2 separate regions of the Mus musculus genome follow, and region 1 is linked to region 2. A link is a contact called in ENCODE Hi-C or POLR2A ChIA-PET data. All regions are on one chromosome and are shown on one strand. The core of a region is the stretch at or near the end of the contact, and the rest is flanking DNA. Distances in the headings are between cores, read along the strand shown.

Region 1 (5,954 bases), core at 1,289-3,788, 43 kb after region 2:
TTCCTCCCTGAGAGTTACCCTGGCCACTCATCCCCATCTATGGGTTGAGCCATGCCTGAGCTGTGGAGATAGTGTTGTTAGCTAAAACATCTTAGTGCTGGACCAGATCACAGCCAGGGAAGATTGCCTAGGGGAACCAGCCAGCAGGAAACAGCCAGACATTAGGCTTCTGCCACACTGCCCCCCTCTCAGCACCCTCTCTGTGGGCTGGCTTTGTTTGGGGAGGCTGAGGAAGACAGTGAGGGCCTCACTGGTTTCCTGTCTCACAGGAATAGGCTGTAAGGCAGTTAGAGACCCTGGCCTGATAGCCCATGTTAGGCAGGGGGTGATGGTGCTCTATCCTACGGCCTCTGAGAAGCATTAGAGACTGTGCAACCTCTACTTAACCATGCCAGGGCTCCTCTGTCTCCTGTGCAGTTCTTCCCTCTAGAAAGCTAAGGTTTCCAGATGAAGCCTTGACCCACAGTCCCAAGCTTCTTCAGGGTCGGACCCTGGATTCTTGCCTGCTGGGGACCTCTGGGTGTCAGTTTCAACAGTAGGCCCTGTTGGGGACAGTTGACCCCAAATAGTGTCCTCTAAGGTAACAGATCCTCACTTGAGGCTGTTTAATGTCTTGTGGCTTCATCTTCTTGACCCAGACTCTTCCCCTTCCTCAAGAGGCTGTCAGCCACAAAGGCCTGGGTCTCTAAAGATGAGTAAACTAGCTTTCTCTTTTGTCCCAGTCTGAACAGCCTCTCACCATTTCCTCCAGGGCTCCAGATACTTCAGGAGCTGGGATGCTGAACGCCTCACCTTCTGCCTGTTTGTCTAGCTTGTAGGAGGCCAGGTCACAGCCGTGGTCTTGGGTTCTAGCCCTCCCCAGATGGTATGGGGTAGACAGATCCCAGGAGCAGAGAGGCAGCTGGTGGCATGGCTGTCCCTTCCCAGAAGCCACCAGGCAGTGTGTGCTTTGGGAGGAGTGCTGGCAAGTCCCTCTCACCGCTGCACCCGACCCTGTGCCGCAGGCAGACAGTCAACATCGGTGGCAGTGGGGCCCTCCAGATGGTGAGCCCCCCAGCAGCCCCCTGAAGGGGACCATGTGGCTGATAGTCTCTTTAGTCACACTTTGAAAGCCAAATGATGAGAAAGGACCAGCAGGAGCCAGGTCCCACGGACGCCAACAGCGCAGAAGGCAAGCATGTGGTCCACTAGATTTGTACCACCAGGACCTTCTTCCCGCCAGTTGGGAGCCCTAAGGGTCTTCCTTTCCAGGGCTCTGTTCCTCATTCCTTTGGAGGGCTGTGAGCCCAGCCTGGCCTCGCAGCAGGAAGCCCTGAGCTCCAGTGACACCAAACACTCATTTCTACTCTGCACCTCGGTTCCTCCATTCTGGGTATCCCTGACTTCTAGAGGCCACACTGCTCTTAGAAGAAGCCATAGGATGTTCATGCTGTAGAGTAATTTCTGTATAGACGCTAAGAGATCCTGAGATGAAGAGATGAAGACACTGCCAGCGTCCTTAGGTACCACTCCACTCCCCTCCATCCCCAGGAGGTCCTATGCCTTTGTTTCCTGCTGGCAGCGCCTGGTTCTGGAACTCTTCAACACTCTGATTGGGCCATCCTTGAGCTGCCAGGCAGGCAAGCAAGCAAGCAAGCACGCAAGCAGACGCCTGGACCAAAGCACATTTCTTGCACCTGCCAGTTTGGTAGAGTGATCTGGAAGATGCCAGGCTCATTTCTGCCTCTCAGGGCTTGGCCAAGGGAGGTGCAGAGGCCAGGGAGGATGTCCTTAGAGCAGTTCCTGGGCCTCCATCCTCAAAGTAGAAAGGGAGCATTGACTTCTGCCACAGGAGAGAAATAGTTTTCAGTTTTCTTTTTCTCAAAGCATTTGCGTGTTCCAGCAGTGGAGCAAGGGACATTGGGTCCCAGCCTAGCTGAGGTGGAGGGACGTGGAGAAAGGTGGGGTATGATGTATCCTCAACTTGCCACACGAGCTCAGAACACCTCCCTGGGCCATGGTGACCTGTAAATTGAGCAGGGTGGGAAAGGGCCATCTGCTGGTTCTCCCATGATGGGTGTGTCCACGCTCCCTTCATAGAGCCTGTGCCATCAGCATGGTGACAAGCCTCTTGCCTTCATGAAAAGCCGGCTTGCCCTTTGCTTGTGTTCAGATGGTGTTGGCTGGCTTCGTGAGAAGCCTGAGGTTATATTTTGAGATCCGCTAGGCAGGGTTGTGTGGTTCTTCTCGTTGTCCGTGGTTGTGCACACTTTGATCCAGTCCCCCACCACAGTAGAGTCGCCCCGTGGCTCACGTCTACAGCTTTCTTGAGGGTGTCTGGTGTGTTTCCTGTATGAAATGATTTCCTGTTCCTGTCAGAGCACCCAGAACTGAGAACCTCTGACCTTCTCTCTGTCAGCCATGTGCTGTGCATCCAAGATTGTCCCGCTGGTTAGAGAAGCCAGGAGCTCTGTCTCATCCCTGCTCTGTCACCCAGGCCAGCTTGCTCATGCTGAGGCCAGCTTGTTGGCAGTCAAATACACTGTCTTAAGAGGGTGGATCAAGGACCATATCTGTGACTCAGAGCCTTTCCTGGTGCCATGACATAGCCCTTGAGGTATGTGAAGCTGGGCTCTTAGCCTTCCGTGCCTGCTGTAACCTTCCAGGTCTGGGGAATACCCAGGTTGATAACAGTGCATGTTAGGCTGCCCAGGAGAAGGGGCCTGGGCCTGGGAGTAGCGTTGGGGAGAAAGCAGGAGAAAGCTGTTCACACCTGAACTTTTCTCTTCTCTCCTTCCCCCTCCTACGTCTGGGCTTTGGGGGTCATCTTAGATCTAGGTGCAGAACTAGTACATACCTGTGCCTGGGCTAACTTCCAGAGCCCAGGGGGTAGAGATGAGAAAAAAAATGTTCTGTGTGAGGGTCCCTGGTTGTAAGAAAGAGGAGGGGACAGGCTGGTTGTGAGTAACTGATCTTGAATGATGGACAGGCTCGAGATAAAGGAAAGGATGTTGGTTCTTTCTTTGCTTTATTCTTTTCTTCTTAGGGATTTTTTGAGACAAGGTCTCAGTACGTAGCCCAAACTTGACTTGAATTCAATTCCCTTCTGCCTCAGTTTTCTAAGTGCTGGGATCATAGGTGTGTACCACCACGCCAGCAGGAAGTCGGTGCTTAAAAAAATAAAAGTTCACATCTGAATATAAATCTAATGTGTAAGGAAGAACTGAGGGGGATAAATCAGTGGACATTAAAATCCTCCTCTCCACCCCCCCCCCCGCCACCCCCAATTCTGTTCTCCTGAGCGAGCCGCTGCTCACTTGTTGGTGTTAATAGAGATGTGAAGGAGATTCTTCAGTTACAAAGGACACTAGCTTAAAAGATGGGGACCCCGGGCAGTGATTTTTCATATACCCCAGGAGTCCTGGGTCAGTCAGCACCACACATAGTCTCAGAGTACAGAGGTGGGTGAGCCGGGGAACCAATGGTAGAATACAGAAATGCAGAGTAAGAGGTGGCTGGGGCCAGAGCAGCTCCTGTCCAGAAAGAGAGCCCTGGGCTTTCCTTAGACCCCCTAATGGCAGGGCCCCCTGCTTAGCTAACACGTTGATTTGCTCTGGTCTCTGGGCAAGAGAAGTTAAGTCATTTCTTGCCTCATAGGTTTTATCGCTTGGTCCCTGTTCTGTCCTCTGGGCTTCATGGAGGATGCACAGCCTCCGCAAACTGCTGCCTCGTTCACACACCTAAAACCCACCCACAAGGCTGATGGATCAGTAAGTGTAGTCCTTGCCACACAAGCCTGAGACCCTGAGCCGTGCTGCCCAGCACTCATGTGCAAAGTACAGTGAGACACTTTGTGGTTTTGACCCAAGCACCAAGAGTCTGGGACAGGACCAGCCAGCCTAGCCAGATCAGTGACCTCCAGCTTCCGAGTGACCCTGCTTCAGAAAATAAAGTGGGGTGCAATCGAGAAAGATGTGCAAGATGGCTCTCTAGCCTCTACTACTCAGACACACACATACAACCCCGCCTCTTGTTCCTTGCCGTACCTCCATGCTTTCAGGCCTGCCACTCGGATTCCCACATGGGCACTATTATCCCTGTGCCCTCTAGGGCCGGTCCGGTGTGACTGGAGAGGGCGGGGCTGCTGGCTAGGCTTTCGGAGCAGGTGAGGCGTAGTACCCTGTTAGAGGGTATGCGGTGGCAGCAAGAAAGGGAAGCCCATTCCAGGCCGAGGAATGGCAAGCAGGCAGGAATGTTTATCCACGGCAGGTGCACACTGTGAGCTTCTGCTGGGGCCAGGAGAAACCCCAGCCCCCTGGGCTCCCCCCTAGTCCCATGCCCTTATATGGCTGTCCTTATATAGCTGCCCTGCACTCCAGGACAGGGACAGAGCCCCTCCTACTGTACACCCAAGGCTCGGGCCAAACCCAGGATAGGCTTATCATCACAGCCGGAGTCAGCTGTTGGTCTGGGAAGCCTTCTCGAGTCCAGCATTTTGAGATGTGCAGCCAGAAATACAACCCTCCTGCTTGGCAAGAGTGTAGGATTTTGGCAGGCTGCCTCATGGCCTATTTTAGACTGAAAAGAGCAGAGAGAGGTACTTCTCAGGCTCAAGCCAGGACCCTCCCTGGGCTAAGTGGGCTGCTAGGGCCTTGTTTTCCCCTCCAAGAGGGAGAGGGTCAATGATGAGAGCTGGGGCTATTTTAGGGTGACCACAAAGAAGGATTTCAGAATTTCATGGCAAGAACTGGAGTTTAGAGAGCTGGTTGACCCCAGGGTGTATAATGGGGGCACGCAAGCACGTACGTGGAATGTGTAGAAAACAGGCTCACTGGCCTGTTCTGCCTTCCAGAGGTGCCCTGTGACCTCAGGGGATGGTTTATTTGCTACAAGGCTACCCTGAACAGACAGCAGTCTCTAAGAAAACCAGTCAAAAGAGGCCAGAGACACGGGAATAGAGGCCATTCTGTGGCTGACAGGTGCCTGCTGGGTCGGTGAACAAAGTAATGACGGTGACTCATGAGACACAGAGTTGCCTGCAGCTTCACTTTAGACTCTGGAGCTGAGCAGATGAACTCCTCACAAGCCCCTTCATCTGAGTAGAAGGGACAGATGGTGGAGATGCCCTCTGTGGGCTACAGCGAGGGAAGCCGAAGCCCGCTAAAGGCTGTGTGGTATGCAGCCTACGCGGTAGGGCAGGCACCTGATGTGGTGCCACAGCTCAGGAGGCTACCAGGAGGGACTAGGGTGGGAGAGCACACCTCGTCACCACTCCCCATCACTTCCTCCGGGACCTTTTTTCAGAGATGGGATGGATACTAATGATGTTGGCCATGGATATTCATTCAGGAAGAGGAATAAAAAGAGTTCAGCTCTCAGGGGCAGTGCGTTCTCCAGTGTTTCTAATGCTGTGCATCAGCCCAGCGGTGGGTCCTCCGGTGGGACTGCCTGGTGTCCGTAGGACTCTCAGAATCCCCAGCTGTGTGGGGACAGCTCTGGGAAGTCTGATATATCCAGGGAAGTAAAGGGACCCAAACTGCAAAGGTAGGAGCAAATCCCAGCCCTACTGGTTCATAGGGTGACATTTGCACCCCTGCTAAGGCTGAGAAGGTTAGACATAACGGCAGCGTTGGCACCCTTCTGTACAGAAGGCTGACTGTGCCCTGAGCACTCTTCTCTCTATCTCGGCCCTGACCTATCCTGTCCCCTTTCGACCCCGCTTCTCTCCTGGGCCATTCCCAGCCTTAAGCACCCATTTGCTTCTTGTCCTTCCATCCTTAAACCCTGGCACTGGAGCCTAAGCAGAGATGCAGAATAGGAAGAGGGTCTCACTGCAAGTGGGCAAAGAACTGGGTACTGGTACCCACCATCACACCTTCTCTAGCAGGAGCCGCCTAAGCCATCCCTAGCCCGTGGGCTGTGAGCTCAATATATCCCCCCACCAGAGGACCATGAGTTCTGGGTTTGCTCTTGTC
Region 2 (6,195 bases), core at 1,949-4,448:
GGGGAGAGGGAAAGCTGGTCTGCATTGTCTGCATGCAGAGAGCCCCTCAGCCCCTCAGCGGCAGCCAGTGCCTTCAGGCTCCTCTGGACCTGATAGGGAGGATTGAGAGGGACTGGGAGAGTAGCGTCTGGAATCCCAGATCTAAGGAACTACAGCAGCCAGTGCTAGCCTTTCACTGTCTCTCTGTCCCCCCACCCCCGTTGCCAGATGCAGGCAGCTTCCTAGGCCCCACGGTGACCACAGGCCTGGCTCCCCGGACGTTGCAGAGTATAGCTCCAACTTTCACATGCTACACAGAGTAGCTTGCAAAGTAGCTCCTGTTCTCACCCAGGCCTGCTCCCTCAACTGCTTCCTGAGCGGGCCACAGTCAAGTCCTTCTTCCCTTACCCACTTCAAAAAGCCCTGGTCCAAGGCAGGGCCACAGGGCAGCTCTCCCCACTCAGCCTGCTGTGTGGGCTCTGCATCACTCTGTTGGACTTCCCAGGGTACAAGTGGAGCCAGGATAGAAGGGCTGGTTTCCAGAGCTAGCAAGTTAGCTGGTGAGCTCCTGGGACCCCTGGGTTGTCCCATTCATCTTGTTATGGATGCCCAGGAACCTGCCCATATTGACCTGTTACTAGTGAATGGTTTCCCCAAGGGGAGGGGTGCGATCTGACTCCATCTGTTTTTGTCCTCTCTTCCTCCTACATTCTGCTGTACCTCCCCCTCTCCACTCTTTATTACAGCCCTCAGGACCTGGCTGATTACCTGTCCTGTCCAGAGCATCGCCCCAGCCATCTTCCTCCCTGTTCCCCTAATTCAGTATGCTTTTACCTAATAACCCCACGCCCCCAACCCCATGCCATCCCAGGCTCCCTCTCGTACTTTTTCTGTTAGACTGGAAGACTGCCAAGGGCATCAAGTGTTTAAGATCCAAGAGAGGAGGGCACATGGGCTTGGAAAGCACACCCAAACCTACCGTTTCCTTTTCCCTAAAACAGAACGGTCACCACACCTATGTGGTAGGGTCAGCCTGGTGGATGTAAGGGCTGATGAACTGCATTTTCTCTTATTAGTCTGATTGTGACTCAGCCAGGTGTCGCAGTGAGACTTCACTGTAGCTTTGACAAGGGTGACTAGGGGAAGCAGGGCCGTGACACTGGGCAGCCTTCTTCTCTTGCCTGCCTGTTACCGCCTGACTTTCTGGTCCCAAGCCCTGGAGGTACACATTCATTTCTAATCAGACACAATGATGGGGCAGACCAGGGACCAGGGGAGACTGGTGTGACCGATGCAGGTGTGAGCTAGGGAGAAGAGATGGGAAAAGACTAATCAGGCAGGGGCTAGCATGGGGACCCTTGGGGACACGTCATTCCTTCCGAGATATAACGGTACCATCTTGTGTTCAGAGCCTGTTTGCTCTGACTGGTCTCGCCCCTGTCGGTTCACTCCACATATAAGACACCTGGGTATTCCTGAACTCCACACTGACAGGAGGAATGGTGGCCAGCCAGGGGACAGCAGCTCTCCTGACTCTAGTCCAGCTGGGGGGTGCCCCCACCGGAAGTAACGTTCTAAGACAGAAGTGGTAACCTTGTATCCTGGAGCAGGCAGGTGAGGCTGAAGAGGACAGGAGGTGTTAGATGTCCTGGTCAAAGAGCTCAGCACTCTCACGGGAGCCAGCTAGACATTTGCTTCTTTTTTCTTTTGTCTTTGTTTTTTTTTTTTTTTTCAGACAGTATCTCAGGACCATTGGTCCCCAAAGGAGAGACCCAGTGGTGGTTGTTCACACAGAGCTTTGCTTCTGAGTTCAGAAGGGACCCAGAAGAGTCAAAACAGATCTCAGAGTTATCACCTCTAGGGTGGTGGTGGGGCAAAGTGAAGGTGAATTCCCCCTAGTTGGAATCACTGCCCCCACCCCCCACCCCTCGGGGCATAGCCACAACCATCTGAGTCTATCTGTGCCTCCAGTAACTTCCTGTCCTAACTAGATTTTGTGCTGCCCAAAGGGCAGGCAGTAGTACTATGGTGTTTCCTCAAGGGCTCCCCCTTGGGGCTCAGGATAGAGGGTTGGGGGTTGCAGAGTAGACTCCATCTAGCCGTCCCTATGGAGTACCTTCCAGAGGCTGAGCTCCTTGTTAGCTGCTGGGAGCCTGGTAAAACTTAGCTCCCACACTGACTCACTGCACAAAGGAGAGACTCAGTGTCTAACCCCCGCACCCCCACCCCACTCAGTCTTCTAGTTTTTATCATTTGCAAACCGTGGTGGCCCCAGGTCAGCAATGCAGACTTCTGCATATAAGCCCAGAGGAGGCTGTCTTCATTGCAGCGCTTCACAAGAGGATGAAGGGCTGTTTTTGGATGTTCCTCTGGCAGGCACATACCTCCTGTCTTTTCTCTGACCTCGGCTCCGAGAGGACTCGGGTGTGACCAAAAAAGCATTGCTACCTTGCTCTTCTGCTGGCAAAAAGCAGTGCCCCACTTGAGCCGCCTGCCCCTTGCAGCCCGCCGTCCCACTCGGGAACGCGGAGGCGGGGGCTTGCGCAGCTGCAGGAGTCTCTCGGAGCCGCGCGTGCGTGTGCGCGTGGAGGGGGCAGGGAGGGCGGCGCGCCCCGCGGAGGCCTGAGGGCGCTTTCCTACACCTTGCGTCTCTGCTGCGGCCCCTCTACCAGTGCGCAGTAGCCATTCTCACGTGTGCAAAAGCGTGGTGTGTGTGTGTGTGTGTGTGTGTGTGTGTGTGTGTGTGTGTGTGTGTGTGTGTGTGTGTGTGTGTGTAAAGGTACTGCTTGGGACCATGTGCCCCAGGCTAGACAGGCCCGACGTTCCTAGGGGGCGGAGGCCAGCCTAGTAGTGGCCACCGTTTCTTTCCCTTCCAGCCTTTCCCCCCAGACCTATCCTCTGGCTTCCTAGGGTTCTTGGTGTCTCCAGTTCTCCCCCTCCTCTAGTCGCGGCCCTTGCTGGGGCAAGAAACCAGTGCTTTCCCATGGAGGTGTTAGTTCATTCCTAGCCACTGAGCGAGCCCTTGACATTTAGAAGGGTTCTGGGCACACTAGTTTAGGCACACAAGCAGACCGCTAATCCTATTAAAGATATTGTGTCATTGGGGAGGGGGGTAGCTCCCCTACCGGAGCCAGGCAGACCTTGAGCCCATTGGTCGGATGCAAAGCAGGGGGCGGGGCCCAGAGCCCGGGGAAGGGGCTCTAGGCGATTTCAGAGTCGAGAGTCAGGGCTGGAATTTCGCAGGGCAAGCCCAGCGGTTGCAGCTGCAGCGGATCCGAGGCTCTCTGCCCGCGGCGCACCCGGGCAGCCCAGGGCCGGCAGCGGCTCCGCAAAGTCGCGGAGCAAGGGAGGCCGAGCGCCCGCAAAGTGGTGGGGCTCCGGGTTGGAAGAGGCGTGCCTGCGGAGCTTGGATCCCAGCGCCCTTTCGCCTCGAGTGCTGCGTCCGGTCGGTGGTGCAGCCGCCCGGGAAAGAGCAGTCAAATTGCAGCCTCCCTAAAGAAGCCTAGTTACGCAGGCGAGCCGGCTCCCCAAGCGTGCTTATAACAGTGCCGCAGAGCCCTCCCGGGCCAGCGGGCTAAGGCTGGGAGCGGGGCGCCGTCCCAGAGGCAGTGAACCCCCGGCAGTTGGTTGCTCCGCTATTGCTCGCGGGTGCAGAGAGGGGGCGTGCGAAGCTCCAACAGCCAGCTTGCTCAGAACCCGTGCCCGACCGGGGTGCCCCCTCCGTCCCACTCTGGGAGCAATGCCCCCCGCCCCTCGTGCCCCCCGGGAACGAGGCGAGCATGGAGAAGTCGAGTAGCGAGGATTCTTCGATCCACCGGAGTCCATCTTTGGACAGCAAGGACTCGGACTTTGCCAAGCCGTCCACCTCTGGCCGCCCGTTCGGCCGCGGCTTCACGGCTGGCGCCTTCTACGGCACCGCGGGTTCGCGGGGTCAGAGCCGCACGGAGGCCGGCATTAAGACTGACAAGTACAATGCACCCAAAGGCAGCAAGTACGTGGTGTTTTACCTGGACCTGTCCTTTGTGTTCCTCCTAGAATTTAAGAAGTGCAACATGGCCAGGGGCTGTCTCTGCTGCTTGAAGTACACGATGTTCCTCTTCAATTTGATATTCTGGGTAAGTCCTTACTGTTGAGTCTTCCGTTGCTCCTTCTCCTTGCTTTCCACCCTAGGAATATCTTCTACTTCCTCCTCGCTCTACCTTATCTGCCCAAAGGTAAGTGCTTTTAAAAATTGAAGGCACCCTCCCACTCCCTGCATCTTTCTGTTCCCTTTTCCCTCTTCTCCATGGCTGAATGGAGGCTTCAACTTGTCAGTCTTCCAGGAGAGACACGTTCTGCTCCCAGGAAGCTGGAAAGTTTGCCACTGCTTCCTTCTCCCAAAAAAAAGGCACACTGAAGTACCTGCACCAGGGAACCTGCATCATGGGTGTGGGTCAGACGGCACAGCTGTGCCCCTGGGTTGGTGGGGGGCCGTGAGGATGGTTTCTGAGTTTCTTCTATTGCTCCTGGAGGCAGGAGGCCAGTCTGTAGCATTGTGGGGGTGGGGTGGGGGTGTGGAGGTCACAGTCCCCTGCTCATTTACATGGTTCCCAGGAAGAGGAGGAAGCAGCCATACACGATGAGGGACAGGCTGCTGCTTTTGAGGGATTGCTGTGGGCTGGGCAGCCAGCACTTGGCCAGGCCACTCTTTCCCAGGCTCCAGGAGCCTCCAGGATGAGCAAAAAGGACAAAGGGAGATGATTTTTCTAGAGAAAGTGTCAATGGATGGGCTGGCTTGGGAATATCGTCTGTCTCATGTGTGACGCTGGTGACTGTGTGCACAAGTACTTACGAGTTACACAAACTGGATGAAAACTTAATTCATCTCTGCTTCTTTCGTCCTCACTACTGCCTGCCTCCGTCTTTCTTCACCAGAGCTCAGACTACTCAGCACAGATGTTTGGCTCATCCCCAGGCTCCGTCCTGCCACTGGCTGGAGGCCGTCAGCTGCCAAGCATGGTCCAGGAGGAGCCTGGGGGCAGGAGAAAGACATCTCAGCGAGGCTGCATGGCAGTAGTGTGCATCTCCTGTGGAGTGATCCACTTTTAAGAAAAACTTTGGGGGGGTGTATGTGGAGGGGGCCACTTTTCTGGAGAAGGGGAAGGAAGCTCTAGGCTTCGAAGGAAGAAGTGTGAGTCTCCTCTGCCTTCTGTTCTTTGTTAGAGTTTTGTGTGACCTTGAGTGACTCATGCGCCCCTTAAGATTGGGGCTTCTTCTCCATCCAGGCTGTTAGGATGGATGGTCTTCACGGCCCTTACTGCCTTAGCTCTGTGATAGCCTGGGGGTCAAGGAGGCACCTGAGTGCATGGTTTCTTCCCCTATGAGACGGGTCTGAGATGAAGTGGGTGTTTCCATACTCCCGGATGGGATAGTGGGGGTGGGGAGGGGGAGGGGCACTGTGATGATTAGGGTTACCTGTCACGTGGTTGGAGTTGTAGGAAAGCTGGGTCAGAGACTCTGATTCTCTGGTGACGAGAACCATTGGAATGTTAAGAATTACTCTGTCACCGTCTTGTAGCCAGTGCCTTATGCTCTCTCCATTCCTTTGCCAGGATCTGTATCTGCCAAGTACTTGTGTGCGTTTCCCTGGTGTCTCGGTCGACACCAGTGCTGTCATGTTTGCTGTCTGCTCCAACCTTCTCTTTCCTCTTTCATAGTTTCATTCTACCTTTTTGGTTTGCCCCACTGCACATATATTAATTATATGAAGACTCTGTGGGCGTAGATATTTAGAGCCTTTTGACCAGTGACTCGCCCAGCAGCCTGGGCTCCTGGCCATTCTCATCTCGCCGCCTGCTGGCTGAAGTTGGTATAACTGCTTGTGGTGCCTTCTGAATGATTCTAGCTTGGTTTGGGGCAGGGGACCTGTAATATGTTTATAATCAACCAAATGGAGTGAATCACAGTGTGGTGTTACTTGGTCAGGATCCCCAGGTCCCACGTAATGGGGAAGAGAAGTTAGATAGCAAAGCTGCTGATAATAAGGGCCTTCTAGCACCTCAAGCCCTGGTGTGAGGAGTGATTTTATCTTTTCTACAAACATGGCAGCACTTTGTTGACACACATGCCCTTTCCAGTGTGAGGTTAGAAGTTAAAGATCTTACTACCTGCTCCTAATTAGAACTCCCCTGGAAGAGAAGAGAGATGCACTATCCCACTCCCCGACACCCTAATTAA

Evidence for each region. Hi-C counts contacts between places; a loop is a spot of excess contacts on that map. ChIA-PET counts read pairs that join two places held with the same protein, here RNA polymerase II (POLR2A).
Region 1: a loop to region 2 is called in a map of heart, with 6 times the contacts of the local background. The contact joins the enhancer-like site here to the promoter of Tspan9 in region 2. A Hi-C loop is called at or near these places in 8 of 37 maps with a recorded cell type or tissue (Patski, gastrocnemius and heart). POLR2A ChIA-PET finds 5 or more read pairs at or near these places in 1 of 5 experiments (embryonic stem cell).

Annotation. Positions count from the first base shown.
Region 1 is chr6:127,988,315-127,994,268 of GRCm38, reverse strand. All of the region lies in intron 1 of Tspan9 (tetraspanin 9), which reads left to right. Among named protein-coding and RNA genes, the nearest start is that of Tspan9, 44 kb to the left of the region's middle. Within about 2 kb of position 2,538, at least 1 of the 3 ENCODE cell types and tissues checked has a DNase peak (open chromatin) inside an H3K27ac peak, as active enhancers do; it is heart, where a contact is called at or near this core.
Region 2 is chr6:128,032,065-128,038,259 of GRCm38, reverse strand. Tspan9 (tetraspanin 9) reads left to right here and starts at 3,198. Exons shown (of 7, transcript NM_001379136.1): 1 at 3,198-4,094. The coding sequence starts at 3,759.